Regions from separate parts of the Homo sapiens genome. Here region 1 is linked to region 2. The links are chromatin loops, found by intact Hi-C in ENCODE. Cell type or tissue: PC-9. All regions are shown on one strand. Links, peaks and the distances in the headings refer to the core of each region. The heading gives the core; the rest is flanking DNA.

Region 1 (15,391 bases), core at 3,769-11,768, 110 kb before region 2:
CTCCTTCCTTCCTTCCCTCTCTCCCTCCTTCCTTCCTTCCCTTCCTTCCCTTCCCTTCCTTTTCCTTCCCTTCCTTTCCCTTTCCTTCCTTCCTTCTTCCCTCCCTCCCTCCCTCCCCTTCTCTCTTTCTCTGTGAGATGGGAAGCCATAGGCTTTTCATAAGGCTGTATGTAATCTGTGGCCAGCATTTGAGAGAGTGGAAGAAGAAACAAACAGCTTTCTTTCTTTCTTTCTTTCTTTCTTTCTTTCTTTCTTTCTTTCTTTCTTTCTTTCTTTCTTTTCTTTTCTTTCCTTCCTTCCTCCCTCCCTTCCCTTTCCTTCCTTCCTTCCTTCTTTCTTTTCTTTTCTTTTTCTCTTTCTCTCTTTCCCTCTTTCTCTCTTTCTTTCTTTCCTTTTCTCTCTCTCTCTCTCTTCCTCCTTCTCCTCTGGGCAATCAGTTGCTACCAGTTTCAAGTCTCTGTCCCTTTTCAACCTTAGATGGCTGCTGCAGTGGAGTTGGCTGCTGCTGAAGCTGAGAGGCCCTGGGATGGCCAAGTGTTTGGCTGACTTTCAGTGACTTGGGGCCATTTTTATGAAACCCTTGAGAGAGCTCCTTACCAACACCTGGCAGAATTCCAGATGCCACTCATCCCCTCTCCCCAGCATCCCTGTATTGCTCCTCTTCTTTCCACCTTGATTGTTTCCTTCATTTTTGAAATATTTCTTTATTTTCTTCTGCTCCAAGGTGCAAGATTTCCAAAATGGCACCATGGCAACGGTGGAAACTCTTACTGCCTGTAACCACAGAGTTGGAAGGAGGAGAAGGGTCAGGTGTGTAGGGAGTGTTTTTAAAAGTAATATTGATGGCAAGAGTGGGGTTTTCATGAGGCGGCCCCCCTTGACAATTAGTACTTGAGTGATAACTGGGAAATGTCGAGTGCAGGGAGTCTGGGGTGAAAAGGCAGATGGAGAAAGGTCAGTAAGAGGCAAAGGATGGGCTTGAGCAGCTGGTGTTCCCAGCAATGTCTGAACTTGCTCTCTAGAAGAAGAAAAACCAATACTGTCCTCTAGGTCTTAGACCTCTGTCAGTGAGGGAAATGAGATTTCTCTCCACTGGCACATTCAAAAGAGCTACCTTCAAAGGAGCAATGGTAGAAATAGGGTCAAGGGGGCAGAATGTGTTTTGACTTTCCATGGTCCTACTCCAATTCCATTAAAATTGCCTTTGCCCTTCAGGAACTGACCTGGTCTGGACTTCACACTTGGGACCAACCCAATGTCTTAGAACCTGAAATCCATCTAGAGCCTCCACAGGGCAACTTCACTATCACATTCTGCCATTTTAGCTAAATTTCAGATATACCAGGTATATTTTCTGCTGCAAATACTACCCTGGGAAGGAATTCTTAAAAAGCAAAAATAAATAAACAGGCTGGGCATGGTGGCTCACACCTATAATCCCAGCACTTTGGGAGGCAGAGGTGGGAGGACCGATTGAGCTCAGGAGTCCGAGACCAGCCTGGGCAACACAGTGAGACCTCATCAAATTAGCTGGGTGTGATGGCATGTGCGTGTAGTCTCAGCTACTCAGGAGGCTGAAGTGGAAGGATTGTTTGAACCCAGGAAGCTGAGGCTTGCAGTGAGCTATGATTATGCCGCTGCACTCCAGCCTGGGTGACGGGGTAAGACCCTGTCTCAAAAACAACAACAATAACATCTGTTCATGATAGCTTGTTGTCACTTTGTCAAGCAGAGAATAGATTATGAGAGGACATAGATCATGAGGTATAGAGAGAGGAGGGTGGTGACACAGAAAGGCTGAGATTCTGGTGGCCCCTCAGTGGGGAGTCAGTAGCAGCCGGGGATCAGCTGGCAGATCCCTGGGAGGGCCAGGGCTGAGTGGACAATGGGGAAAGCCATGGACTGTGGCCGTCCCTGCAGAAGCATGGCCCTGAGGAATCAGCCTGCCTGCTCCAAACTGGCGCACGCTCACTTCCACACCCGCGAAGACCACACATGTCAGGAAGGGGCCTCAGGTAGTAAAGTCTGCATACCCTTTCTGGATACAATGGTGAAAAGCGGCATCGGAGAAAAGAAAATTTCCTTTCATGAGTTGTCTTTTAAGTTTTTCCTAATTAAAAAAGTCATAGATGTTGAATGCAAAAATCAGTGGAAAATATGAAAAAGGATATATGTATATGTTCAAAGCTAAAAGCAAAAAGAAAGAAAAACACTAGCAACAATGTAGTATATTTCACATTTTAATTCATTTAATGCAATTTTCACTTACATTTTATATATACATATTTTTAGAGACAGGGTCTTGCTCTGTCACTCAAGCTGGAGTACAGTGGTGTGATTATAGCTGACTGCAGCCTCGAACTCCTGGGCTCAAGTGATCCTCTTGCCTCAGCCTCCTGAGTAACTAGGATTACAGGTGTGCACCACCATGCCCAGATAATTTTTAAATTTTTTGTAGAGACATGGTCTCACTATGTTGCCCAGGCTGGTCTCGAACTCCTGGCTTCAGCCTCTCAAAGTGTTATTGTAAGCATAAGCCTCCACACCCAGCCTCATTAAAAAAAATTAAGGCCAGGACTGGTGGCTCACAACTGTAATCCCAGCACTTTGGGAGGCCCAGGTGGGCAGATCATGAGGTCAGGAGTTCGAGACCAGCCTGGCCAACATGGTGAAACCCAATCCCTACTAAAAATACAAAAATTAGCTGGGCGTGGTGGCACACGCCTGTAATCCCAGCTACTCGGGAGGCTGAGACAGGAGAATTGCTTGAACTGAGGAGGCGGAGGTTGCAGTGAGCTGAGATCACACCACTGCACTCCAGCCTGGGTAACAGAGAGAGACTCTGTTTCAAAAAAATAAAAAAAAATAAAAGCACCGCTGGTATGTGTCAGGCTTTGTATTAGGCACTGGGAATGCAATGAGAAGCAAGATTAAGGTGGTCTCAGTCTTCAGTAACAGAAATAATTATGTACTGTTTATTCTATCTTGTAGGTTCTTTTTTCACTTAATTATATGGTGACAATTTTCTTATACCAATAAATATTCCTCTACAACATTATTTTTAATGGGTACATATGACTTCATTTTATAGATTTACCATTATTCATTTAACCAATCTCTTATTGTTAGACACCTAGGTTTTTGAATTCCTCCCTTTTTATTTTGACAATATACTGTTAAAATGAACATTCTTGAATGTATATTTTGTTTCTATTATTTTTTGTTACTTTAATACCAGACTTATTTTAAAAGCTTTTTAGATATTTAGTGAAAGATTATTCATCCAGAATGTTCAGGCATGGCTGTTCATGAGCTAACGATATTGCTAGAATGTAAGCATCTTATTCCAAATAGTATGCTTATTAAAAAAATAAAAATGTGCCTCTGCCAAATGTCTTCTAAATGCATACTCTTTCCCCATTTTTATGTATTAAGGGATTTAACATATATTGTATATTTATGTTATGTTTTCTAACAGTTGTGAACTTCTCAATCAGTTAAAAATGCTATTTGCTACCAAGTAGTAGAGAGCTAGGTTTATGTTATCTTAAACAAATATGGGTTCATTTTTTTTTATACAACAAGAAAACTGAGGACTGAAGAAGGTTCTCAGTGTTGGGGCTAAAGTCTCTATGATATTCTTGACTTTGCCTCACAGTCACAAAATGGCTGCCCCTGCTCCAGGCTTTACCTCCTCAGTCACGTTGGGAAGAAACAAAGAAGTGCCCCCAGAGACAAAAGCAAAGACTGTCCCAGAAGCTATAACAAACTTCTTTTTACAACTCTTTGTACAGATTCACATCACATGGTCAACCACGGCTACAGGTGTGGAAAGTAAGTATTGAGATTTTTATAGCTTTTATGATCAGAATGAACTAGGAGGAAGAGGTTCACACATGGTGGTTGGGACAGCCAGCCAGCGGTAGCTGCCATGCCCAACCACAACATATGATGGCCACAGGACTATTCCAGTGCTCCAGTTACCAGGAAAATGGCTTTGATGTCACTGAATTGTCCTTTCAATCTGGACTTTTGGGTCATTCATACCAGCACCATGAGCTTTATATTAGAGAAGGGTGATCATTCAAAAATTATCTTAGAAAAGAATACAGTAGGACAAATACAGTAGAATAACTACAAAACCTTGAACACATTTTATATTCTCACCCACAGGGTATGAGAGGGTTTGCCTTTCTACATTGCCCAATCTGGGCATTAGCATTATTTTAAATGCTTGTCAATTTGATAAGAACCAAATAACAACTCATGGCTTTTGTTATTAAGAGATGAGGTGTCAGTCTGTTGTCCAGGCTGTTGTGCAGTGGCATAATCATGGCTCACTGCAGCCTTGACCTCCCAGACTCAAGCGATCCTCCCATCTCAGCCTCTTGAGAAGCTGGGACTATAGGCGCATGCCATCATGCCTGGCTAATTTTTTTATTTTTATTTTGTAGGGACAGAGTCTGGCTTTGTCACCCAGGCTGGTCCTGAACCCCTGGGTTCAAGCGATCCTCTGGCTCCACTTCCTAAAGTGTTGGGATTACAGGTGTGAGCCACCATGCCTGGCATAACAGATGGCTTTAATTTTCCCTTCTTTGATTATTAGTGAGGTTTTTCGTGGTTTTATCTTCTGTGTGTATGCCTTCTCTTATGAACTGCATGTTCACCTCCTTTACACATTGTTCTCTCTCTCTCTCTCTCTCCTCTCTCTCTGTGTGTGTGTGTGTGTGTGTGTGTGTGTGTGTGTGTGTGTGTGATGTAGAGAAGGTTTGTTTTGCATCCCCCACTGGTCGTTTTTTTCTAGTATGGTTTCTACCTCTTGTGTCGTGCTTAGAAAACCTTCTCTTCTCGTAAAACAGCTATACAAACAACTAAATTTTCTCCTTTGATGATTTTATTTTAAATCCTTATTTTTTTTTTTTAGTCCATCTGGAATTTCTTTTGGTGTAAACCATGAGGTAAAGCTCTAACTTCGTGTTTTCTAGGGTCAACCTGTTATCCTGGCACAACTTAGTAATCATCTATTCCCCTCTAAATGACCTTGCTACCTTTATCATACGATACTGAATTTGGGGGGATCTGGTCTCAACATTCTACTCTGGTCCATTGACTTCTTTGTCCATTCTGGGGCTACTGGCATATTCGTTTAATTACTGCAGCTTTGTAATAGCACCTGGCACTGCAAGTCTACTGCTAGTCTTCTTGTTTGTCTTCTAAAATACTTTATTGGATTTTCTCATGTGTTTAGAGCTCCTCATTATTCAAGGTGTTAGTATGAATTATGGTCGGTTTAGTAAAGTCAACCCTGAGCAGCCTGGGAAAACTGTCTGCTCTCTTGGCCTTGGGTGCCATAGATTAAGGAACCATTCCTGGATTCTTGTCTACCGAGTATTTTTACAAAGTTGACACTTGGGGTGAAATTGCTGGACTGTTCCCAGAAAAGATTGACCTCGAACTCATGAAAGCATCTGGGAAAAGTTGACAAGGAGTTCCAGTCATCAACACATCCTGAGTTTTCTCCAGAAGGGGATTAGTTCATTCATTCATTTTTCTCCTGAAAACACTAAGATCCTGGCTTCACCATCTCACAGAGACATGGCCAGGATGACACAGACACTGGACACACATTGATGTCACTAGATCCTTTTTTCCTCTGGCTTCTTTCACATTAAAGAGTCTCTATTTTTAGTACAGGACGAAGGGTATTTATAGCTGTAGTTTTCCAAAGATCAGACACTGTGCCAGGTATGTGGTTAAGACAAGGGGCACCCCGCCTGATAAAGTGCCATGCATTCCCGGGAGCCAGGGTGATTTTTCCTCTAATGACACTTTCCTGGTGGCTTCCCTGCTCCATTCCATCATTTTGATCCATGTGCCAAATTCCTGGGCTTGACACATGTAAAGAGATAATTCACATGATCCCCAGCTTGTTTTTGACTCTGTTTCTTAAAAAAATGCAGTAAAACTTTATAGTATGACCAGCATGACTCAATGTTGTTTCTGGATTTCAAAATATTGAGGTTAGATGTGCTAATGGTTTGCTCCGGAGCTACTTTTACAAGGCAAAGCCAGGGCCCCTCTTGCCAGCACATCCGAGCAAGAAACAGCAATGTGTTCTCAGCGCTAACCTTTCCCCCCAGAGCACGCCATGTCTTCAGCTCCAGAACCCGGAGAGTGCAGCTGTGGAGTAGGAGTCAGCCCTCGTGTATCACCTCCCACTCCAGATCGTAAATAAAAATAAAACGTGATTCCAAGTAATCTTGTGCTATTTCTGCAATCCAGTTGGGAGCAATGGAGAATGCATCTTTTTTTTTTTTTTCTTTTTCTAAAAGCATCTCACTGGAGCAGAATTCTCCAGAAATATTTAAATATCTGTCTTATTCTCTTTGCACATTAGCTATCTGATTCAATCTCCCCCTTTCTCTTTTATTATCTCCTTTACCCTAATGGCAGGCAAGGTCAAAGAGAATGAACTTAGTTGCTAGAAAATAATCTCCTTGTTTTGACAAGAAAAGTCTTGGTTTCTCTGAGAGTTTTATTTTCTACAAATGCCATAGCATTTATCTCACAGAAAGGAACTGTTACAGATCCCCAGAGTTCACCTTATCTCCTAAATAAAACCCTTTATTTATGAAGCGAGCCTTGTGGTATGTCTGGACTCTGCTGTTAAATTTTTCTTCCTTTTAATGTAAAGAGAGAGGACTTTGTTTCCTACCTTAGGGGGATTTACTCAACTTGCTCAATAGCTGGCTTTAGGCAGGACAGCTCACATGGGCACTAATGAAAGTTACATTTCTGAAAACCTCTGCAAAAATAAAAACAAAACAAAAACAAACAAAACACTTGTCCACTTGAGCGTTTCTCAATGCCTTTTCCTTTGAACACTTTTATTTAAATTCCCCTTGCATTCAAACTTCTTTGGAGTTCAGGTGTGGGAAGGCGGAAGACTGGGTAAGGGTGGTGGTCATGGAATCATATTGTTTAAATTAAAACCTTCTGGTGCTGAAGTGGCATGTCTGTCCCCCTGCGAGTCACTTGCACATCTCAGTAAGCAGCTTTGGCTGTCTTAATATTTTGCCTAACATCTTCCGTCAATGTTCCTGTTTCTAGACAAGCTTCTGTGTGTTTCAATTACATGAATTACTGGGATTTGCTTGGAAACAAACTTTTCATGACATTTAGTAAAGCTGAGTAGGTGGGACTGTGGGCGAAACCCTCTTGAAGTTTGCGGTCCTTCCGTAGGACACACGGTTCATAAATTGGAAATTAGATTGGCTCGTGGAGAAGGTGGGGTAACAAAAAGAAGGAGTTGAGCTACAGGCACCCCTGAAATCTTTCCTTTAATTGGAAATGGAAACATGCCATGAGTCACACAAGACCCTCCTAGTCTGATTCAGAAAATTTACAAGATCCCAGCTAACTTCGAGTAGTGGGTCCTGACCCCCAAATCAGGGCAATTGAGCACATTAAACAAAGCTCACCATCTCAACCCCTCACAACCCCTACTGTCCAGGCTCTCTCCCTCTCTCCCTACATCTCCCCAACAGAGAGGACTGGCAAAGGAAATAAGGTCTTCCAGATGCCAAAATGTGACATTACATCCATTAAAGTCAGTGTCTGAGGAAGGAAATGAGTGTCTTTGACAGGGTGGCTAATGGAATTTGTATTAAATGGGGTGTCACAGAATGAGACTTCCCCAAGTGACATGAAGTGGGCATCCAATCTCTATGGCCTCCAAATTTTCACCTATAAAATGCAATACATTTTGCCTCTCTGCAACTTACAGATACTTGTGAACAAATTAAGAAGCTTCTCTTTAAAAACTAGAGCTGGGTCTTACTCTGACATGATTTTAATATTGGTATATCTCTTTAGAAGGGAAGAAAATATTTATCCAAATTCCTCGTCTGGGGTGCATTGGATTTCAATTTTTTATCCACTGATTTTTTCTTTGATATATAAACTTTTCCCAGATAAAACAATATTACTTTTGCTTATCATACCAGATGTCCCAGTGTTGGGTTCAGAAATTAGGGTTAATATATAAAGGATGTACATCCTTCTCTGAATATATGAGTGTGTGTGTGCATACACGCTATTTAAATCACAGATGGTTCCAGCTGGCATCCAGAAACAGAATCACACTGCTGATGTAATGATAAATGAAAACTAATTTGCAGACCCAGAGTACAATTCAGCCACAGTGAATGCCTTTTTGTAAAATTTTGAGGTGAGTTCTCCCTATGTTGCCCAGGCTGGTCTCAAACTCCGGGGCTCAAACAATCCTCCCGCCTCAGCCTCCCAGTGTGCTGTGATTACCGGTATGAGCCATCATGCCCAGCCCCAGTGAATGCCTTTAACAAAGGACGCCAACTGCTTCTGGTTGTTTTAATTACGCCGACCTTTTAGATGGCCTGGGAGTGCTGTTACTATTCAGGTGGCAAAGAACCCATTGTCTGCGATCTCGCCCAGTTGATCTGAGCTTGAGTCAGGCATGAGCTTTCAGTCTGTGAAAAAGAGCTGAGAAATGGCAGGCTCTGGGGCTGGTGGCCTTTTGGGCCAGGCTGGAGAGAACGTCACCCCCACCCCTCGTCCTGCCTCTGTGGTCTGCTCCCTGGGGGCCCTGATGCTATCAGCATTCTTGTCAGAGTCTGTCTGGGTGACGGATGATTAATGAGCTGTAACTACAACTATCTTTGACAAAAACCAGCAGTGCAAGGGTTGGGGAAGTTGGGGGTGGGGAGCATGCAGGGAGCTTATCTATCCTCTGGTCCCCATAAAAATGTCTGGGGAAGTTCCCTTCCGTGCAGCCAATCTAACTGTGTGGATCAGAGCTTTTCTGGGACAGAGCATATTTACTGCAGGCCAAGTTTTGCAGAAATTTTTAAGGAAAGAAGGGGATTTAAGGTCTTCCTCTTCTCCCTCTTCTTCTCTCTTATTCCTTCTGTTTTTCTATGAAAAAGAACTGAGGAATGGCAGGCTCTTGAGCTGCCTCCTCCTCCTCCCCATCCTCCTCCTCCTCTTCCTCCTCCTCCTGTTCTCCTCCTCCTGTTTTCCTTCTCCTGTTCTCCTCCTCCTCTTCTCCCTCTCCTCCTCTTCCTCCTCCTCCTGTTCTCTTTCTCCTCCTTCTTCTTTTCCTTCTATTCTTCCTCCTCCTTCTCCCCCTTCTCCCCTTCTTCCTCCTTCTCCTCCTCCTTCTCCCTTTCTTTCTCCTTATATTCTCCTTTTTCTTCTTTTTGTTCAAGGTTTCCAAAGCAGAATCAGCTTTGGTAACTCTGAGCTGGTGTGCTGTGACTTATAGGAGAACATACACGTCTCACTCCAAAGGGGTGTCAGAAGCTGTGGAAGTGGATGAATGGGAAGTTTGCTTTGAAGAAGCTAATTGTCAAGATTCATTTGCTATTCAGGTTCTCCTCTTGCTGGCCTGGGCAGTGTATAATTTGTCCCAGTAAGGAGCTGTTCACTTTTTAATCAGATTGAAGCATGCTTCATTGCTATAGGTGTCCTGCTGAAATCCAACCCGGTTATATTTCACTGCCAATGTGGGCAATTACACGAGCCATTTAATATATACTTTTGTCCATGAAACCACTTGCTGTAGAAACTCCCGCATTAGAAACAGCTTGTAAATAATCTGCTGCCTGAGCATTTCACCTGCTGTAATTTCTCCTAAAACCACAGCATATCTACTTAGTGACAAGTCCAAGTCATCTGCTGCACAGCTTAGGTCATCCAAGGGTTGACAGCAGAGATGTCTATTTCAAATGACAACTCCAGCTGACTTCAGCCCAAATTCCATCCCTTTTCCCTATTGCTGAAAATGGTCTGCTCTCTTTGCAACGTATGCAAGCTATTTTTCCCCCTTTTCTCTTTGAGCAGCCATAAAACGTTACAGGCTGTGCTGTGATCATTCTCTTTATCCCATAAGGAGAGAGGAGAGGGCGAGCCTGTGGGATGAATGCACATGGACTTCTCTTGGCACAGACATGATCTGGAGCAAGGCGTTGGCATGCTCCAGACCTGGGGCGAACGTGACGCTCCCCTGGGTGTCTCGCTGCGAACAGAATTGAGCCAGAAGACGTTGACTCGAACATTCCTGTGACCTTCGGCTGCACGGAGGAGTCATCTGCTTCTTCTGCAGCAGACGGGGCTGATGATCCCCCAAGGAGATGTCAGATTCACTCTCAGGATGGAAAAACCAAAGCAACACTTGAGCTCATCTCTGCTGTCTTTTAATCATCTGCCAGATCAATAAACTGCTCCCTGGGACTGGATTCTTCAAGACAGCGTCTGGTATGGATTCTCTGCGTGGTATAAAGTCCATTGGCTGGAATAGGCTCAGGCTTGCAGCACGCTTTCCAGCCCAGCCAGCCAAGGCACTGAGCTGAGCTTTCAATTTGCCCCTGCCCTGGACGTGGGGACTCTGGGTCAAAGCCCCTAAGGGCAGTGCCCCAAGTGTACCCACACAGGATGAATGAAGCTTCTTAGATGCTCCTGCCAAAGGTAGTAAGGATGGATAGAGGTACTGAGGTGGCTTCCCAGACAGAGGACTTGCCTCAGGGACTGTAAGGATCAAGTCAGGCTTAGCTACCGTCTTGCAACTGTGACAACACCTGATACTCACACTTGAGTTTCCCTATTCCCAACACATACCCAGGATATTCTGGAATTCAACTGATCTCTCAGGCTGAATGCCTTTATTAGTGTTACTATTATTTTGAGAGAGAGAGAGAGAGAGTCTTTCTCTGTTGCCCAGGCTGAAATGCAGTGGTGTGATCGTATCTCATTGTAACTTTGACTTCCTGGGCTCAAGCAATCCTCCTGCCTCAGCCTCCCCAACAGCTGGGATTACAGGCACACATCACCACAACTAGCTAATTGTCTTACTCTTTGTAAAGATGGGGTCTTGCCATATTGCCCAAGCTGGTCTCAAACTTCTGGCCTCCAGTGATCCTCCCACCTTGGCCTCCCAAAATGTTGGGATTACAAGCATGAGCCACCATATCCAACCTGAATGTTCTAATCCACAACTTGGGGTTGTTAATACCTGTCTTCTAGAATGGTTGGTGAATCAAGTGAGATCACGGCAGTGCATCACATTGTTTATGATGTGATAGGTGTCACAGCACATGGAAACATCTAAGCTCCATAAACCTTTAAAAAACCACTTGCAAGGTTGATGCCCTGCCAAGTTGTCAGGAGGGGAAACTTATTTTGTCTGCTTGCCTTAGAACATCCTTCCTCCAATTTCTGAACACCTAGGGTCTTTAATTCGACCTGACCACACTGCTGGAATTCCATTTTCTTAATCAGTGACTTGGTTAATTCTCAATTCTTTATACTGATGGAAGCTAGGATGGTCCTTTAGAGGCTCTAGATACTGCAAGTGTTATGGTGCTCCTAGAAATTCAAGATAAAAATATACAATAAATACAATAAAGAGCAATCAAGCTCTTATTTTCTTTAGATAATGACTTCAGTAGTGTGTTTGTAATTTTTCACATCCATTCTTTTCCAAACTGTTTTGGGGATCCCACTTTGTCGACACCTGAAGGATGTGCTCAGTCTCTTTATACCAGGTAACTCTGATCTGATTTCTGTCAATCACCCCAACTTTGCTTCTCTGCTCACCTGCTGATGAGCTCTAAAGTCTTAGAGTCAACAATGGGAGGGGGAATGACTACAAAAGGTGAGGTGAGAACAGCACACAGAAGCCATTGTGGTGAATGTTGCTTTGGTTACAAAAACCAGAATCCAGAAATTTCAGAACAGGAAGGGCCTCAGAGTTCATCTCATCCAGCTTTTCCCTCCCCAGCAGGTGCAGGTGAAGCCAGTGAGTTCCCCGGGGACATTATGAAGTAGTGAGCAGAGCATGGGCTTTGCAGCCAGAAGGCATGGGTGTTCTTACATTTAGAGATGCATGGGGGTGAAATAATAGGATGTCTGGAAAGCAATCCTGACAAAACAAAAATAGACGAAGTAAATCTGGAAACCGATGAATAACTATTCAAGCTAGGTGATGGGCATGAGAGAGCATGATCTATTTTCTCTACTCTTCTTATGTTTGAAAAATCTAGTAATAATTTTTAAAAGCCAGCATATGTGGATTCCCATTTTGACCTTGACACTTTTCGAATAGGTGATACAAGGCTGCCCATTCCACCTCTTGGCTTCCTCAATTATAAAATCAGGATATTGATGGTCATCACTGTTTGAGGATATAATGGGGTGAGGAATAAAACTCCTTTGTTAACTCTAAAGTACTACACAAATGTAAGTTGTTTACTGATTAAAGCAGAACATATATTAATCAAATACCTGATGCAACAGCTTATAAGTGGCTCAACTGGGTCTAACACTGCTCCCCCAAATGGGAGTTTTCCAACATGGAACTTCACGAGGAACCCTGCCTCTGCAGGCAGCTTTGGACATTTGCAGAGGGTGTAGTGACATAGACTTTAGTCCAGGTTTCCATTCAGGGGCATGACTGGTGTGGAAGGAAGGACAGAGGAGGAGGCTTGGCTGCAGCTCCTTGGCAGACAGAGAGGGTCTCTTTTCTTTTGCTATTGATTTCAGGGCATCCAATGCTAGCAACTTGCTTTTTTATTTTCAGCGGGGACCATGAAAGCTTGATGAGAGTGGGGATAAGAACCGAGCCTTCCTTGTCGCCCCTTCTTGGGGGATGATGACTGGGGCTGATGCTGGAGGGTGCCTGGGATCACTTTTTGCATCACTCTGGACCAGATGGCCCTTGGCCTTTGGGTGTGTCCAGTGTCACTGTGCTGTGCTGTGTGGGAGGACAGGCTGCCTAATTCACCACGTGCACCACATTGGACAAACCAGTGTTCCTGCCCAGGTTGCATGTCCTAAGCCAGAGAATGGGCCATTAACATTTGTCTCATAGGATGGTTGGTGAATCAAGTGAGATCATGACAACATATCATGTTGTTTAGGATGTGGTAGGTGTCACAGTGAATGGAAAAATCTCAGCCTCATAAACATTTTTGAAAGCCACTTGCAGGGTTAATGCTCAGCCAAGTTGGGAGGAGGGGAAACTTACCCTGTTGGCTCACTTTAGAGCACCCTTCTCCCAAGTTCAAATACAAAGGGCTTTTAATTAGGCTTCTTCCTTTCCACGCATTCCAACCTCTCCCTCCCTTTCCTCCCTCCTCTCAAAAGCTGCTTGGAACTAGCTGTCCCACTAAAACAAGTCCATCTGCTCATTTTTCCCTTTTACTAGGGACACTTTCATGTTACTGGGACCACAAAGTAAGCCCCCAAAATGAAATGATATTTGAGACCTGTGGTTGTCTGTTTTGCATGGTTATAAAGGAATACCTGAGGCTTGGTAATTTATAAAGACAAGAGGTTTATTTGGCTCATAGGTCTGGAGGCCGTATGGTATCGGCATCTGCTCAGCTTCCAGTGAAGCCTCAGGAAGCTTTTACTCATGGTAGAAGGGAAGCAGGTGTGTCACATAGTGAGAGAGGGAGCAAGAGAGAGGAGGAGGTGCCAGAATATTTTTAACAATCATATTTCATGTGAACTAACAGAGCAAGAACTCACTCATTACCATGGAGTGCACCAAGCCATTCATGAGGGATCTGCCCCCACCCCATGACCCAAACACCTCCCACCAGGCCCCTCCTCCAACACTGGGGATCACATTTCAACATAAGCTTTGCGGGGACAACCATTCAAACTATATCAAGACCTGTGGGACCCATCAATGGAGAGGGGACCTGGCATCCAACCCCACGCAGAGGAACACAGCGTAGGTCAAGATGTGAACAGAGACGGACAGATGGGCAATCCTAAACATGCATTCAACTGACCCGAGATGCATTTTGTATTTCTCTTGTCTTGCTGGATCCTTGTACAGCTTTGAAGCTATGTCCACATTGCATTCATCTCTTTTGTCTTCAAAAGCTCAAAGTAGAAAGAGATTTTCACTGGTGAAACATCACTATGGCTCCAGACATAAACTCACGGATCCTGCTGTGAAATGACTTTTCTCATTAAGGGCCATTCACTGAAATAATTAGAGCAGAGAATCCAATATTTGGGTTTCTATGACTTTCTCCCTTGTGAACTGTCACATGCTGAAATTTTAAAGACAGATCTCCCTTTGTGACAGGCGTCCTTTACTGACCTATTTGGGGTCACATATTTGGAATCCAGGTCCCACCTACGTCAATGGAAATCCTGTGGGCAGAGAGCGGGAGGGCGTTCTGACACACCCACACCAGCCTCAAGCCTTCAAAGCACAGGGCTGAGCTAGGAAGAGGGATTTTATTGTTTGTGTCTTTGGAAGTATGCTCTTTGGTTTAACTAGTAAGAATGGCTAGACCTTTTTTGCTATTCATTTTCATACTAAAATTTGTTTAAAATATCCAAACTTGAAACATAAATATTTATATTTAAAAAGGCATTTATTTCACAATTTCTAGACTTCTGGAATGTCAGACCAATTGATAGCTAAAATCGACTCCCCTGCCTTGTTTTTATTTGAGTTGGAGTCTTGCTCTGTCGCCCAGGCTGGCATGCAGTGGTGTGATCTCGGCTCACTGCAACCTCCATCTCCCGGGTTCAAGCGACCCTCCTGCTTCAGCCTCCTGAGTAGCTGGGACTACAGGCGCAGGCCACCACACCCAGCTAATTTTTGTATTTTTAGTAGAGACGGGGTTTCCCCATGTTGGCCAGGCTGGTCTCGAACTCCTGACCTCAGGTGATCTGCATGCCTCAGCTTCCCAAAGTGCTGGGATTACAGGCATGAGCCACTGCACCCAGCCACCCTGCCTTGTTTTTAAAGAGTGTGAGGGTGGGAGGGGAGATTGCTCTTTTGCACCATACCTGAGAGTCACCTATCTTTGAGCAGAAAGTCTCTGAGACTTACCTATGCATGTACATATAGAAAAATACACATTGAATAAGACATCCTGCAAACAATGACCAACTTTTGGCTCTTATTTTGTTTGTATCTTTCCCACCACAAGTTTGCCTTTCTACCAAGTGCTGGAACATCTGTGATTAATTTCCAGGGAGCCCTGTATTTAAGATAAGAGGAGAAAGCTTCAACTAAACATTTCCAAGCTTCTAGTAGGTCATCCATATTTGTTTTTTAATCAATGCATCCTTTATTTAAAGCTTTTAGATTCAATGTATTAAATTTTTTTGTGCCTCAGTTTCTTCTGTAACTTGGAGCAAGCTAAATGACCCTCCTTTGTAGCCTCAAAAAGAACTTCAGGTAAATAAAGTTTTTACTTGACATTAAGGACAAAATAAAGAGAAAATACTTATTTTTGTGCAAATAAGTTGGAAGAGACCCTCCATCTAATTAACTTTGTATTTTGAGAGCACGTTTCAACCTGGTATTCTTTTTTTTTTTTTT
Region 2 (15,391 bases), core at 4,919-12,918:
GGTACCTAATGCTGGTTGATCCCAGTGATACTTGGAATCATTGTCCCGGAATTTGATAAGCAGTATCCTTCAGGCTTTAATTCCTGAGTGGGGGCTATTCCTACTTGAGTGAGCCGTTTAGTGGGTGAGTGGCTAAAAAAATAATCTGGCTACTGCACTTAGTTTATGTCATATATGATGCCAATTTTGGAAGATCTAAAATATAATAAATGACCTCACAAACTGAAAATTACATTGAAAATGGAATCTGTGATAGGCATTGGGGATTCACTGGATCTTGAAGGGCATTGAAGTAATCTCAGGAACATCAGCTCTCTTTGTACAGAAGATGTGAGAAGCACCAACCAGTAGAACATCCCAGCTGCTGGAATGCCCAGGCAGAGAGAGCTTAGTGCATTGCTGTGAAAGAGCCTGTGGGTGGGTGGTGGGTGCCTGGGGTGGAAGCCAGTATTCACAGCCTGCCAGTAGGAAAGGATGAGAGTATTCTTCACACTGAAAGGGCTGGTTTCTCTGGTCAGATTGATTGGAATTGCTGGTCACCAGGAATTTAACCTAATTAAGGCTAAGCCTCTGAATGGGAATTCCTTTACAATCAAATTCTGCCTGCAGGCTGGGGGTGGCGGTAGGATGGGGAAGAAGGGGGAGATCCTCCCCTCCTAAGCTCTGTTAGCCTTCATTCTGCTGAGACCCCCATCCATCCTATAGTGCCTTTTGCTATTTTCTCCCATTTCTGTGGACTTCAAGATTTGGAGATGCCTGGGCTTGGCACATCTGACTTAGGATCCTGACACCAATTCCCTTCTGCTCCATCACCCAGGCTTGCAAAGAATGAATATAACGGTGTAAATTCTGTGTTCAAAATACCTGGATCAGTTCTTGCCTCCAGTGCCTGTTAGCTGAGAAAGCTACTCACCCTTTCTGTGCCGGAATTCTCCCAGCTGGGAATAGAGCTGACTGTAAATAGCCTTGAGAAGTGTTTCTACAAGGTTGTTCTGAGGATTAAATGAGTTGATGTTTGCTAATGTGTTATTATGTGCAATGCATGGGCTAGTACCTGGCACGTGGTAAGGGTGGCTATCATTTTTATACCAAATCTCGAACTTTAACTCAGGCGCTTTGTTACCCATAGGGAAAATAGAGTTAGATTCCTCCTAGCCGCTAGAAAATTGAAGCTATTCTCCTTTCTGCCCTGGGTCTTGGGATTCTAGGAAGTCCAAGAAGAGAATGATCCATTTTTGGTGAGTACAGGCCTGGAGTTTGGGGGGTACCTGAGAAGCTCTGAGGGTTTAACACAAGTTGACTCTTCCTGCTCCCATGAGTGAACTCTAGGGGCTACGCAGTTAGGCTATTTATAAACAAACACAACATTTTCTGGGGAAAGGTTACAGGTTTATTTTAGGTGGGCTCCTGCTTGGCTGGGAAGGCCTGTACTTGTTATAGCTGCTTGGCTTAGCTCTCTGCAGCCTGGCAATGCGGAGTTCAGCTTGAGGTCAAGCTCTGTTGAAGTTGGCAACGTGACCTAACTCAGGCGGCTGGAGCTTGCGATAACCCCAGGGCTTCCCTTGGAATTTGCTGCTGTCCTGCTCTCCAAACTGGCATTGCAACCTCAGAAGTTTATCCTGGGATTGGACTGGAACAGCAACATGAATGCCACAAAGTTAAAACAAGCAAGATCTTTTAGGAAGAGAGAGCAACTTTAGCTAAGGGATAAATCAGCTACCTTAATAGTGGAAGGTCAGGTACATGCAGTGACATTTTCCAAGCCTATACAGATGGGGATGTCTTTGGTATTTTCTGCTTCTTGCTCATTGGACCCTGCTGCTTTGGGTACCATCATGAGCCAAGACACATTAACCTGAGCAGACTTAGCAGACTGATTTTTTTTTTAATCTCTTTTGGATTTGTTGTTTTGTGATTCTCCTGTTGAGATTTATGTTGCAAACTCAGAAAAACAAAGAAACCCAAAATTTTCCACCTTAGTCAGTCCTTATAATAATGTCACATAATAATAGACAATATTTATAAGAATCTGGCAGAAGTGTCATCTCTCAGAACCCAAACGCAATCAAAATCTCACATCTACTTTCATAAGGGACAAAGTAATAGTAAAGCCCTTTGCAATAGGAACAAAAATTCAGCAGTTACTATTCTTTGATTCTTAGAAAAGAAAAGAATGAGCTGGTTGGGCAGGCACAGTGGCTCACGCCTGTAATCCCAGCATTTTGGGAGACTGAGGAGGGCAGATCACCTGATGTCGGGAGTTAGAGACCAGCCTGGGCAACATGGTGAAACCCCATCTCTACTAAAAATACAAAAGCTAGCCTGGCGTGGTGGTGCACGCCTGTAGTCCCAGCTACTTGGGAGGCTGAGGCATGAGAATCATTTGAACCCAGAAGACAGAGGCTGCAGTGAGCTGAGATCGCACCACTGCACTCCAGCCTGGGTGACAGAGCAAGGCCCTGTGTCAAAAAAACAAGAAAAAAAGAGCTGGTTTATGCTTCTGGCCCATAAAAACTAGCAGATAAGAAGTCTTGATTGAGACATTAATGCTGAATGATTATGCATGCATAGAAAATTCCTCAGTTAGGTCAACATAATGATTTCATCGAAGGCTTGAAATAGATGTCAAAACCTGGGTATTCGAGAGCTTCCAGAGAAAGCTGGGAAATCCAAGGAAAGGCCTTGCAGAAGAGTAAGGGAGGAGATATGGGAATATACAGGGCAAAATTTATTTAACTTACCGAAAGGTATGTGTATATATTCATGCCTTTGTCACAACCTATTTGGGTAAACCATAAATGTCCTTGAATGACAAACTTGTGATTATATTTATATTAGACATGCACAAATTTGCATAATAATATTTTTTGAATCAATTTATAGAGAGTTTGGAATAACTCTGATTAAAACTGCCAACGGTCAAATAGAAAGCCAATAAAAACCAATATGTCAACAAACTGCACTTTCTAATTCCACATAAAAATGTAAGTAGACTCTAGATTTAAGGTAAGGTTGTCTTTAACCCAGACACTGAGGGCAGGATTCAAAATGGATTACTAAAGAAAAGGGTGGATCTTATAAAATGAAGAAAAATCAATTAGCATTCACTAAGGATGGATAAGTCCAATCACTTTAATTTCCATTTTGGGCAAGCTGACTGGACAATCTGACTGGACAGATGGTCAGGAAACAGGTAAGTCTGACCTTCAGCAAGGCGTGTGACAGTATATTTTGGGTTATTCTGTAGACAAGATAGAGAAATACAGATTGAAAGCTAAAATAATTAAGTGCATTAGTAGCTGATGGAGAACAAAGGACATGAATGATGCTGACGGCTGTCTTCTTGCAGAATAGTTACTTTTTATTTTCTGAGACGGAATTTCATTCTTGATGCCCAGGCTGGAGTGCAATGGCGCGATCTCAGCTCACTGCAGCTTCCGCCTCCCAGGTTCAAGCAATTCTCCTGCCTCAGCCTTCCGAGTATCTGGGATTGCAGGCACCCACCACCATGCCTGGCTAATTTTTTTGTATTTTTAGTAGAGACACGGTTTTGCCATGTTGGCCAGGCTGGTCTTGAACTTCTGGCCTCAGGTGATCTGCCCACCTTGGCCTCCCAAAGTGCTGGGATTACAGGTGTGAGTCAACATGCCCAGTTGCAGGATAGTTACTTTAGTGATACATTCTTAGTTTTAGGTTTTACCCTGTTTAGCTGTTATCAGTGACTTAGGTGATATGTACAAGGCATTCTCACCACATCTGCAGGTAACGTGAAGTGGGGAAGGATGGGATATATGTTGAATGAGAGATGTGTTGGCTATTTGTCCCATTTCCAAAAATTCAATAGTTTCTTTGACATTCCTGAAAAGTTAACAAGATACTTACACGAGGAGTCAGGTTTCATGAACTACCTCTGCATCTTACACTTTCATAGATAAATCTGCCTTAAAATTGAGATCACTTGTATCTATCATTAACCTTTAGTTAGCCCTATCTTCTCTGGGGATTCTAGGGTCTATGACCTCGCTATATGGATTGAACATGAAAGCTCTTGCAAAACCTATATTTTAATTCTACCCCAAGAAACAAGATCAACTGGATTAAACTCAAGAGAGGCACAATATTTCCAAGTAGTGTAAAACATTTGAGTTTTGATTTCTTATTATTCTTACTCTAAGGATTTAAAACCCTTCCAGATTAACTGCATGCATGATCACTTACTAGAGGAAAAAAAGATGCCTTTCCATGTGCTATTGATAGATTTTGTGAGCATGAACCTGGAGTGATCTTTAAAGTGACTCAATTATTGCCTGAAATACTGACTAATGTTAATGATGACAAAGTTAAAAATCATTATTCTTTACATGTAATCTCCAAATGCCATCAAGCCAGCACTTTCAATTGCCAGAGGTACATTTTGCAGTGAAAACACACAGACAGGTGCAGTGGCTCATGCTTGTAATCCCAATGCTTTGGAAGGCCAAGGTGGGGGGATCACTTAAGGCTAGGAAATCAAGGTTTCAGTGGGCTATGACAGCACGACAGCACTCCAGCCTGAGCAACACAGCCAAACTCTGTAAAAAAAAAAAAAAAAAAAAAGAAAGAAAGAAAATAAACAAAAACACCCAAGCAAAACAGCAGAAGGCCCTGATGCTCAGAATCAGGCATTCCAAAGGAATGATCTGAGTCTTTTGTCTTCTGTAACTTTCTCCAACATACCAAATTCCTCTTACCTCTGAGCCTTTGCACGTTATTCCCTCTGCCTTGATGCTGTTCCCCATATTTTACACATCCTTTATGAAAGTGAAAGTCCTTGGGAAGAAATTCCTAGAATTTCACCCTGGGGCAGATTCCCTGCTGAGCACTCTCCATGCTGCCTGTATCTTCCTTTATGACATTTACACCCTTTGTAATTATATATTCATGCACAAGTGTCAGTGCATTTGTTCACTGTTGTGTTTGCAGCATGCATATGCTTCACATGGGGAAGTCATTCAATGCATAAACAGAAAGGGAAGATTATTCAGACATGTGGTTTGTCCATTTCTGGAGGGACTTTTCTTAGGTCAAGTCAGACCACCCCAAGACTGCCCTGGAGTATGATATTCTTGGCTTTTATTGGAGATTTCCAAAAGAAACTTTTCAGGGTGAGGCACAGTGGCTCATGCCTATAATCCTAGCACTTTGGGAGGCAAAGATGGGAAGATCATTGAGGTCAAGACCTCAAGACCAGCTGGGTCAACATAATGAGACTCCATCTCTACAAAAAATAAAAAAATAAAAACTAGCCGGATGCAGTGGTGTGAGCCTGTATTTCCAGCTACTTAGGAGGCTGAGATGGGAGGATCACTTTAGCCCAGCAGTTCAAGGCTGCAGTGAGCTATGATCGAGCCATTGCACCCCAGCCAGACACTGTGTCTAGATTTAAATGAAAAATTTTTTTCAGGGAAAATGCTTCCACCTCACTAGTGTGCTATTTTCCATCTCTCCAGGGAAAGAGGTCCTACTGTGTTTATGAAGTGCTTCATTTACTTTAGCACCTTGGGGATCCAACACTTTTGTGTCTTTCCAACAGTGCCTGACCTCAAGAACGGGAGGCACAGCTAAACACCTGTTGAAATGAAAATGCTTATGCCAACACTTAAAAACGATTCTTCTAGACAGCTGCAAAGAGAAATGGTGACAGCCCTGTATGAGAAGCCCAGTCATCAGGAGTCTTAGCTTGTGTTTCTCTGGAACCCACTACCTGATGTAGAGCAAGTCAGTGCTGGGTCCCAGTTTCTAAGGCGATAAGAAGAGTGGTATCAGACTAGATAAGCTCCCAGGTCCTTTGAGACTCAATGCCTGCTATTCCATAATACTGCTGCCCATTAGGTGTAGGTAAGCTGCCCGGGGCCCTGTCTGGCTCTGTTGAGCAGAGAGAATGACAGGCCAGAGTCCAGCATGCCAGGGGAGAATCAGGGCTTACCACCTCGTTATGTGGAACTTTTCCCGTTTTGCTTTGTGTATTAGTCTGTTCTCACGCTGCTAATAAAGATAAACCCAAGACTGGGTAATTTATAAAGGAAAGAGATTTAATGGACTCACAGTTCCACATGGCTGGGGAGGCCTCCCAATCATGGCAGAAGGCAAAGGAGGAGCAAAGTCATGTCTTACATGGTGGCACGCAGGAGCTTGTGTAGGGGAACTCGCCTTTATAAAACCATAGATCTTAAGTCTCATGAGATCTGATGGATCTTAAAAAACCATTAGATCTCATGAGACTTATTCACTACCATGAAAGCAGCATGGGAAAGACCTGCCACCATGATTCGATTACCTCCCACGGGGTCCCTCCCACGATGCATGAGAATTATGGGAACTACAGTTCGAGATTTGGGTGGGGATACAGCCAAACCATATCACTTTGGGGTTTTTGTTGTTGTTGTTACATTTATGCCTAAAAAGTAAAACATGCCCAGTGTGAAAAATCTGAAAACTAGAGAAAAGTTGAACCATTCAAATAAGCACCTGAAAAGCCATTATCTTAACACAACTATGGATACTAGGTAAGCACATTTCTGCCCTGGCTTCACTTTACACATGTGATTTCTTCCTGAGATTGCACTGTGCATGGAACTGTGTGTCCTGCTTTCTGAGCTTACTATTGCATTCCTTAAAAAATTGTGTAGAGGCCGGGCACGGTGGCTCACGCCTGTGATGCCAGCACTTTGGGAGGCCGAGGTGGGCAGATCACGAGGTCAGGAGATCAAGACCATCCTGGCTAACACCGTGAAACCCCATCTCTAATAAAAATACAAAAAAATTAGCTGGACGCAGTGGCGGGCACCTGTAGTCCCAGCTACTCGGGAGGCTGAGACAGGAAAATGGCGTGAACCCGGGAGGCGGAACTTGCAGTGAGCCGAGATCGTGCCACTGCACTCCAGCCTGGGCGACAGAGCGAGACTCCGTCTCAAAAAAAAAAAAAAAAATTGTGTATTGAGTATCATCTGAGTGCCTGCATTGTACTGCTGGAAAGCTCAATGAACAAGACAGTGCTGCTTTAGGGAATTCACAATCCCGCCTTTTCCATACCATTAAGAACTTTCCATAAGCTTAATTTGTAATGGCTGCAACTGACTCTTAAAACAATTTGTAGCTGTTGATATTTTGCTGTGTGTTGCACTGGAGGAGAAAATCCAGCTCATGAGACAGTAGAAGGCTGAGTAAAGGACAAAGGGTGAAGAGTGATGAGGTGAAGTCAAAGTCGCAAACAAGAAAATGAGAAGGAAGAGAGAAGGCAATCAGGAAAGGGAGAAACAACCAGTAGAAGCAGGGAAGGTGACCCACTTTAAGACCAACTGCTCTGACCCCAGGAATTCACTGTTTGATTTTGCACTGAGAATGAAGAATGCAGGCTCCAGTCCCACACAGGCTGCCGGCTGTGGGCTCTTGGGCAAGTTCCTTCACACATCTGTACTTCAGTTTTCTTGTGTGGAAGATTGAGATAATAATACTTATCTTCCAGGTGGGTAATAATAAAGATTAAATGAGACAATGCATGCCAAACTCTAGCACCTAAGTACTCAATACATGAGATTATTAGCCCTCATGAATTACCACCATATTTCAATACTGCATAATACATTTGGACCAAAGGGATAAGGAAGAGACCAGACGAAGTAATGAAAAGTCTGATTTATTGATTTTTTTTAAAGTACAGTTACCCCTTTAATCTACATAGCTGCATGTGCCAGAAAAAGAAGACACTCAAATGTGATAATTAAACAGTTTTTTTAAATAAAAGGAGGTTATATGAAAGTAAGGGCAAGGAAACCAAGACTCTGTAAAGCCCCTCTGGGGCTAGCAAAAGGGAAGTGACTGCCACCCTTAAACCTACAAGCAAGGATGCAGGTAGTTACAGGACCTACCAAGCTCTAAGACCACCGGATAGGAGCTGTGGCTTTCAGCAGAATGAGTCCCCCTCTGCTCTGCTACAGTGGTTGTCATTGGCTGAAACCGCAAGAAAGCCAAAGGAAAGGGGTCTCAGACCCACTTGATGCAATCTGCAGAGGTCAGCTTCCTGAGCTCAGAAAAGAAGACAGAAATGCCGACAGGGGATCTGGAAGGAGAATGGAGAAAGTTCAGTGCACCACCAGTTTCTGGGACATAGAATTCTGGTTACCCGTTGGCACTTATGAATTTACCTATCGAATACCATTTGTAAATGTCCTCATCATTTACCTAGTGCCCGAGTGTCACTGCAGACCACGTGCCTTCATCTCTGTACACATCTGTGCTGGCTGCAGAGAACAGTGACCCAGATCACAGTTTTAAGAGCTACCACCACTCTTCTGAAATGGAAGAGGTTCCCTTGTCCCCCTCCCAGGGCGTGCGATGAGGGTGTGCCCTGCTGCTCAAACCTCTAGGGGAGCATAAAGATGGGCAGGCTGTGGGGCTCCGACCCCAAGACAGTGTCTAGGGTGAATGTTTATAGCTGAAGCCCCAGTGGGTATGTGTTACATGTGTTACAGGGTGCTCTTTTAGCTTGCCGTCTACAGGCGGCGTGTGCTAACCAGCTCAATGAGACTCCCTTCCTTATCAGAAGGACAGAGGGATTTCAGTATCCTGGGGTTTCTTGCCTTGGTGTACCAGAAGAATCGGATCACACGTGGGCTGCGAGAATGTGTAAGGCTTTGTTGAGTAGAAGTAAGGCTCAGCAAGGATGCAGATGGGGGAGCCAGAAGGGAGATGGTTTTGTTCTGGAGTCGGGCTGCTGGGCGTCCTGGGCTCTCCTCCGACTGCTCCAGCCAAATTCCGCGTCGTTCTGCCAGTCAATGACCTCCCGGCCAGCGGGTGCCTGTCCTGCTCTTCTGCCCGCGCTCTCCTCTGGAGGCCCTCTCCACAATCAGCCGCTTGCGCCTTCTTCCGCCAATGTGCTCCTCTCTACGTCCAGCGGCTTGTGTCTCTGTTGTGCTAGGGACTCCGGTTTTTATAGGCCCAGGACGGGGGCATGGTGGGCCACAGTGGTCTTGGAAAATGCAACAGCCGGCGAAAGCAGGAGTGCCTGTCCTCACCTGGGCCCGTGGGGGTGGAGCCCTAGCCAGGGACCACACCCTCCCCTACTCAGCACTTCCCTTCCTCGGTTCCCTATCATTTAAAGGGACCACGCTCTTCCCTTCCCAGCACTTCCACACCACTTCTAATGGCAAGGAGAAATCATGGATGTAGATTGCAATAAAAACATGGTCAAGTGCTGCAACTCTTGTTGGTGTGAGGTTGATTTAGTATTGTAAAAACATACATTTGTGTAAGAAAACTACTGTTTATATTTAAATATTCCTTATGCTAAACCAAATGTGTTTATTTGTAAAAAGTATTAATATAGGGGTGGGGGAATATATTAATCTATATTTAGGTTTTTTAAAAGAAACTCTAACCTCTCGCAAGTTACCTTTGAACTAATAAGTCTGTTATTAATTTAGAGAGGGTAGAAGGGAGCTGTGCCTTTCAGGAGCTTGTTTTAATTTGTTGGGGTTTTTTGGTTATTTCTGTTTTTATTTCATTTATATATTTACTGCCAACATCAGTAGCCTCTGCCATCTGAGAAGGCCTGCTCATTCATTTCCAGTTTGGATGAAGTAAAAGATGACAGAGTTAGTAGAAAGCACATATGGTAAAAGAGAAGGCTCTTAAGAGATTTCTTCCTTCTCACACTGCCAGGCTGCCCTCCAGGGCTGGCAGATAGGCATCAGGACTTTGTGTATTTTGGTTTGTGTTCAGAGATAAGGGTATTTCTGCCATGATGCAGGAATGAGTGGAATTTAACCATTGTATTCATTACTGGAGTTTCAAATAACTTTGTTCTAGGTTTATTAAATTTCCAAAATAGTCTCTTAAGTTATACCAAATGCAAACTGTTTTTTTCCTGAAACCTTCTGATTGGTTACCAATATCCCAAATTCTCTTGTGACTGTTCTTAATTTTTTTCCCAAGCTCTTTGTTATAAAGAATGATTCACTGACTATATTTTTCTCAAAAGGGATGTTAAGCTTCAGCATTGGATTCTAATCATAATTCATGAGATATTTGAACATGCTATTATTTATCACACAATTACAAAAAGTTTAAGAATCCCGCCAATATATACCACCGGTCTAAGAATGTGTTAGGAGGTGGGCAAACTGATTTAATTTAAATACTTGCACAGATTCTTCCCTCTTTCCCAGGCCTTTACCCATGATTGAAATGCAAATGTTTGTTTTTAAAGCTTTAAAGCAATTTGGTTGGCTTTCTTTGACTGTATTTTTTTAGCCCTTTGGAATTTGCAATATCAGATATAACAGTACTAATACCAGAACTGAAAAGTCCAACTTGATGACATTTTCTACCTCACTAGAAGCCAGATAGAACAAACATCCCTTGGTAAGGAGGACTTAAATAAGTTTTTTGCCCAGTTATTCATACCCAGAACCACATATGGCAAGGCGGGGACCCATACTGGGTGCTAGTCAGAGGCAAAAAATTCTCCTGGACTTAACTCATCATTTGGGAATCTCTTAGAAAAAAAAAAAATTGAGAACAAAGTAGAAGTTTTTTGCTCTCCAAGCCCAAGGGAAAAGTTCATTGGAGAATCATATCAGAAAGTAGATTTTCATCAAGAAATCAAATTCGTGGCTCATGACTGTAATCCCAACACTTTGGGAGGCTGAGTCAGGCAGATCACTTAACATCAGGAGTTCGAGACCAGCCTGGCAAACATAGCAAAACCTCGTCTCTACTAAAATATACAAAAATGAACAGGGCGTGGTGGTTCATGCCTGTAATCCTAGCTACTTGGGAGGCTGAGGCATGAGACTCGCTTGAACCTGGGAGGCGGAGGTTGCAGTGAGCCGAGATCGTGCCACCGCACTCCAGCTTGTGTGACAGAACGAGACTCTGTTTTTTGGATTTTTTTTTTTTAAGTCAAATTCAAAATGGCCTTTCTACTTTTCTCAATTTGGAGTGTTTATGCACAAGGACAGAGTGGATACGTAGAGGCAATTCTCCCAAGTAACCTAACGGATGATTGTTCTGTGGGCTCACATCTAAAATAACCTGCACATTTCAGTGTAATTGGAGTTGGGTCTTGTTTTTGTTTTTGTTTTTAAAGAATAACTTACATTCTTCCTTCTGCCAGAAAGTATTTTAAGCAGGTTTCAATAAAACGTTACATACACAGTAAGTTTGTTAAAATAGACAGAAAATCAAAAAGCATATAAAAGGGGAAGTTTAAGATAGTTACTGCAACTGAACATTAAATTTAATTCTGAGCTTCCTTGCAGTTTAGGGAAAGAGTAAAAACAATGGGTTACATTGTTTTCTGCCTCCAGTGAAAGGAAGCATTTCACTGCTTCAGAAGATACTTGCTTTTTTCCTGCCACTGATTTTTAAGAGGGTTGTAGCCAATGAGCCCTTATATGCTTTACAGAAAATACAAAAAAAGGCCTTCATATGACCTTTTTCATCCCCAAACAAAATTTGGAAGCACAATACTAAAAATAAACCCAAGGAAAGTAAAACATTGCCACCCATAGGGGTGGGACTAATGAGATTAATGTGTTCTTTAAAAATCATCTCAAGGCACTAGGGAGTATATATTCTAGATTTCCTATAAGATAAAATGTCCCCGATGGCACTTTTTAAGTGTATATAAATATTCTTTTTCATTTACTTCGAATAAAAATAATGGCAAAAATAATGGCACTCACTTTCTGCATTGGTAGTTTTAAAAATTCTGAGAAAACTAAGAATTCTATAATAAAGGTACCCCAAAGTAGTCATGATAGCACATAACAGAACATGAGGCCCCCATGTGTGCTTAATATAATATGGAAATGAGTTTTCTCCTATATTACAGCTTGTCACAGAACTGTTTTTTGTTGGGGCTCCTTTATTTTTGAGAATGTAGTGAAATAATGAACACCATTATCCAGGGTTTGTTGACATAGAAAAGGGGAACGCTAAATTTATGAGTGGTCAGAGGAGTTTAGTGATCTCAGCAGTACTCCAGGTCGTAGCAGAACCAATTTGGATTTCTATTCTGAAGGCACTATATGGAAGGATCAAGATGGTTTCCCGTGGGCTCAAGCTTAGCTGTAGGGGAAAAAGTGACTCGGCCCTCCAAATTTAACTTAATTGGCATTGTGGGAAAACTTCTTTTCCACAAAGCAGCCCACACGGTGTACCCTTTGTAAACCAAGGACTGTTGTTGAGGGAGCTAAAGATGGGGCGTGGCTTTCTACCACAGTTTCCATGATCCGCCATCTTGGGCATCAGCAAAAGCCAACACAGCCACATCACACCAGGACAGAATGCTGAGGAAAATAAGATTCATTAAAAGAAGGGTTAGCTTTTAATTTATATATATTTAAAGGATTCCGTTGTTTTTCCTTTGGGGTTGTTCTGTCTTCATTCAAAGCTGCCTTATTTTAATATTTCTTTGAATTCCCAGAACAGTCATTCTTTTAGTTCTTTAGATAATCTCTTAGGTCATAATAACTTTCCAACAGTCACAGTACTTTGCAAGTTATTGAAGGATTTATTAAAGCATGTCTTATGGCCAGGCACAGTGGTTCACACCTGTAATCTCAGAACTTTGGGAGGCTGAAGTGGGAGGATCACTTGAGGCCAGGAGGTTGAGACTAACCTGGACAACATAGAAAGACTTAATTTCTACAAAAATTTAAAAAATTAGTCAGGCATGTTGGCATGTGCTTGTAGTCCTAGCTACTTGGGAGTCTCAGGCAGGAGGACTGCATGAGCCCAAGAGTTGGAGGCTGCAGCGAGCTATGATCACAGCACTGCACTCCAGCCTGGGTGACAGAGTGAGACTCTGTCTCTATAAATAAATAAATAAATAAATAAATAAATAAATAAATAAATAAAACATATCTTCTTTCAAGTATTTATTAAACAAACTTAAAAATATCCAACTAATACTAATTTTGGGGGACCTTGCCCTCTTTTTTTGTATTTCATTCTATGGCCATTGACTATTCTTCATTGGGCTCCCTGAACCATTCCTTGTGTATTCTAATGCAATTTCATGTTTTTCCTCATTGAATTTCATTCATTGTTTTGCTAGTTTAGTGGTCAAACAGTGAAACTAAGTACTGAGGCTTTCTTTACTACGTAACATAATGGCTCCTGATTAGCACTGCTTTAATTCACACTTCACCTATTTATTAAATATCTACTATGTGTAGGGCATATTTTATTTGCTAAGTGAATTTTAGATTTAAAAAGTATTCGTTGTAATTGAAACTAAACTCAAAAGCGTATCTATTACATGAACTGTTGCAGTATCACCTTCTCCCTAGCAGATAACAGTAGAAAGGAAGAGAAGTGTCATTGTGCATAAAAATATTTTAGTAACCTCTTTGGATGGTGAAGGCTGTTTCTGCAATGGCCCAGGGCAAGACAAAGAGGGACCCTAATTGCTGTGCACAAAAGTGTTGTTAGAATATTAGTTTATAGCAGCAGCCAGGAGAGGAGTGGAGTGAGGTGAAGCTATAAGTAGTTCCAGAGACTAACAGGCTGGAGGCAATATCAGGTGCCTATAACACGTGGTGGGAGTGAACAGCCAGTAAGAAATTCCCAGCAACAGAAATGGCCTTGGTGTTTTTAAAAACAGCATTGTCTAACATTCATTTAAAAATCATTTCTCTGTCAAGTGGAATGTGATCTTGCTATTACCCTCGAACCTTCAGAACTTATATCCGTATATTCGAGAAAGCCCTGTATTAACAGGAGTTTTATGGAATTAATGAATAAGGGAGCTGGGACATTTAGGGTGGGGTGAGGTGGAAAGCGGTGACCTGTAGCTAGAGACAAGATCTGATGGATCAAGAATTAAATGGAAACGGGAAACTTGAACAATGGACAACTTAGAAACACACGTTCAAGAATCCGTAGGTGTTGGATCCATGGAGTTTTAGGTGGACTAGAGTACGTTGCATTTAAATTACATGTAACCATCAAATATGCAAAACATTATGTATCAACCCAAAATATATATGTATAATTTTTTTAATTTTCAAAAACTTTAAGATTCACCCTGAAAGTTTAAACGATTTGAGGCATCAAGAATGCTGATATTTAGAAACCACTTTAGATCTCTTTAAGCCTTGACTTCCTCAACTATAAAATGGGCATAACACATTAAGGTAATTATGAGAATTAAATGAAATATTATAAACACACTGTTTTTGGACAGTAGGTAAACTATTAGTAAATACTACTTTATTCCTTCCTTAAGATCTTCACATATAGGTAAAAAAAAAAAAAAGCCCAAATGATGGTTTATATCTATAATAAGGCTAATATTAATAGTTATTGACAAGTTTGGTTAATGCCTGGGTAAAAAAACAGTTCAACATGTAGCCTATCATACTGATGTTAGTGAGTCAGCTGACATTAATATATTTAGGCGATTTTGAAGTTTAGCAGTGGTGGATTAAAAATGGCTCCGTATTCTTCAATACTTCTCCCATGAAGAGATGGGGTCTCTGTTCCCTCCCTTTGAATTTAGGTAGGCCCTTGGTTAGTTTGAACAACAGACTATGGTAAATATGATACTGTATCCGTTTCTTGGTCCAGGCCTTAAGAGACTGGTAGATGTCACTTCCTTTTCTTGAAATACTTGGAACACTCTGAAGCTCTGCTGCGGTTTAAGATGTCCAACTAACCTGAGATTGCCATATTGTGAGGAAGCCTAAGCTTGCTATTTTGGAGAGAGAGAGACAGTGAGAGAGAGAGAGAGATAAAGGCAGAGTAAGAGAGAGATACCCATCCAGCCTTCAGCTGTTTCAGCCCCCAACCATTCAAGTCTTCCCATCTGAGACTCCAGACATTGCTGAGCAGAAGCAAGACATCCTGAGGCATGCAGAGATGTTGGTCAGTGGGTACAAAGTTACAGTTAGACAGAAGGAATAAGTTCTGGTGTTGTATTGCACAGTAGGGAGACTATGGTTGATAATATTGTCTTGTATATTTCAAAATAGTTAGAAGAGAGGATTTTGAAATGTTCTCATCACAAAGAAAAGATAAATGTATGTGGTGATGACTATGTTAAATACCCCGATTTGATCATTGCACAATGCATGCCTTTATTGAAACATCACACTTTACCACATAAATATGTATAGTTACTACGTGTCAGTTAAAACTTAAATAAATAAATAACAGCGAAAGAGAAGAAAAGAAGCATGCTGTTGCACTGTGTTCCACCTGAGTTTTTCATCCACAGAATTATGATTATAATAACAATAATAAATTATTATATTAAAGCCACCACACTTTGGGGTAACTTGTTATGCAGCAATAGATAATCAGGATATCAGTGTCTTAAGTTTAATTCCCAATACTGTTTTTG

What was found. Peaks named below come from ENCODE experiments on the same cell type or tissue, not always from the same donor. Only the 100,000 strongest peaks of a DNase experiment are listed, where the experiment ranks them.
Region 1: a loop joins it to region 2, with 12 times the contacts of the local background. A loop is called at or near these places in 7 of 110 quality-filtered maps.

Annotation. Positions count from the first base shown.
Region 1 is chr10:29,247,988-29,263,378 of GRCh38, reverse strand. No RefSeq gene overlaps it. Among named protein-coding and RNA genes, the nearest start is that of LYZL1, 33 kb to the left of the region's middle. In PC-9, for the core only: no CTCF peak of the experiment used is centred there; DNase peaks (open chromatin) are centred at 6,028, 6,698 and 8,618; H3K4me3 peaks cover 915 bases; H3K27ac peaks cover 2,350 bases.
Region 2 is chr10:29,136,315-29,151,705 of GRCh38, reverse strand. No RefSeq gene overlaps it. Among named protein-coding and RNA genes, the nearest start is that of LYZL1, 150 kb to the left of the region's middle. RefSeq lists enhancers at 10,340-10,840, 10,841-11,341. In PC-9, for the core only: no CTCF peak of the experiment used is centred there; DNase peaks (open chromatin) are centred at 9,715 and 10,525; H3K27ac peaks cover 1,496 bases.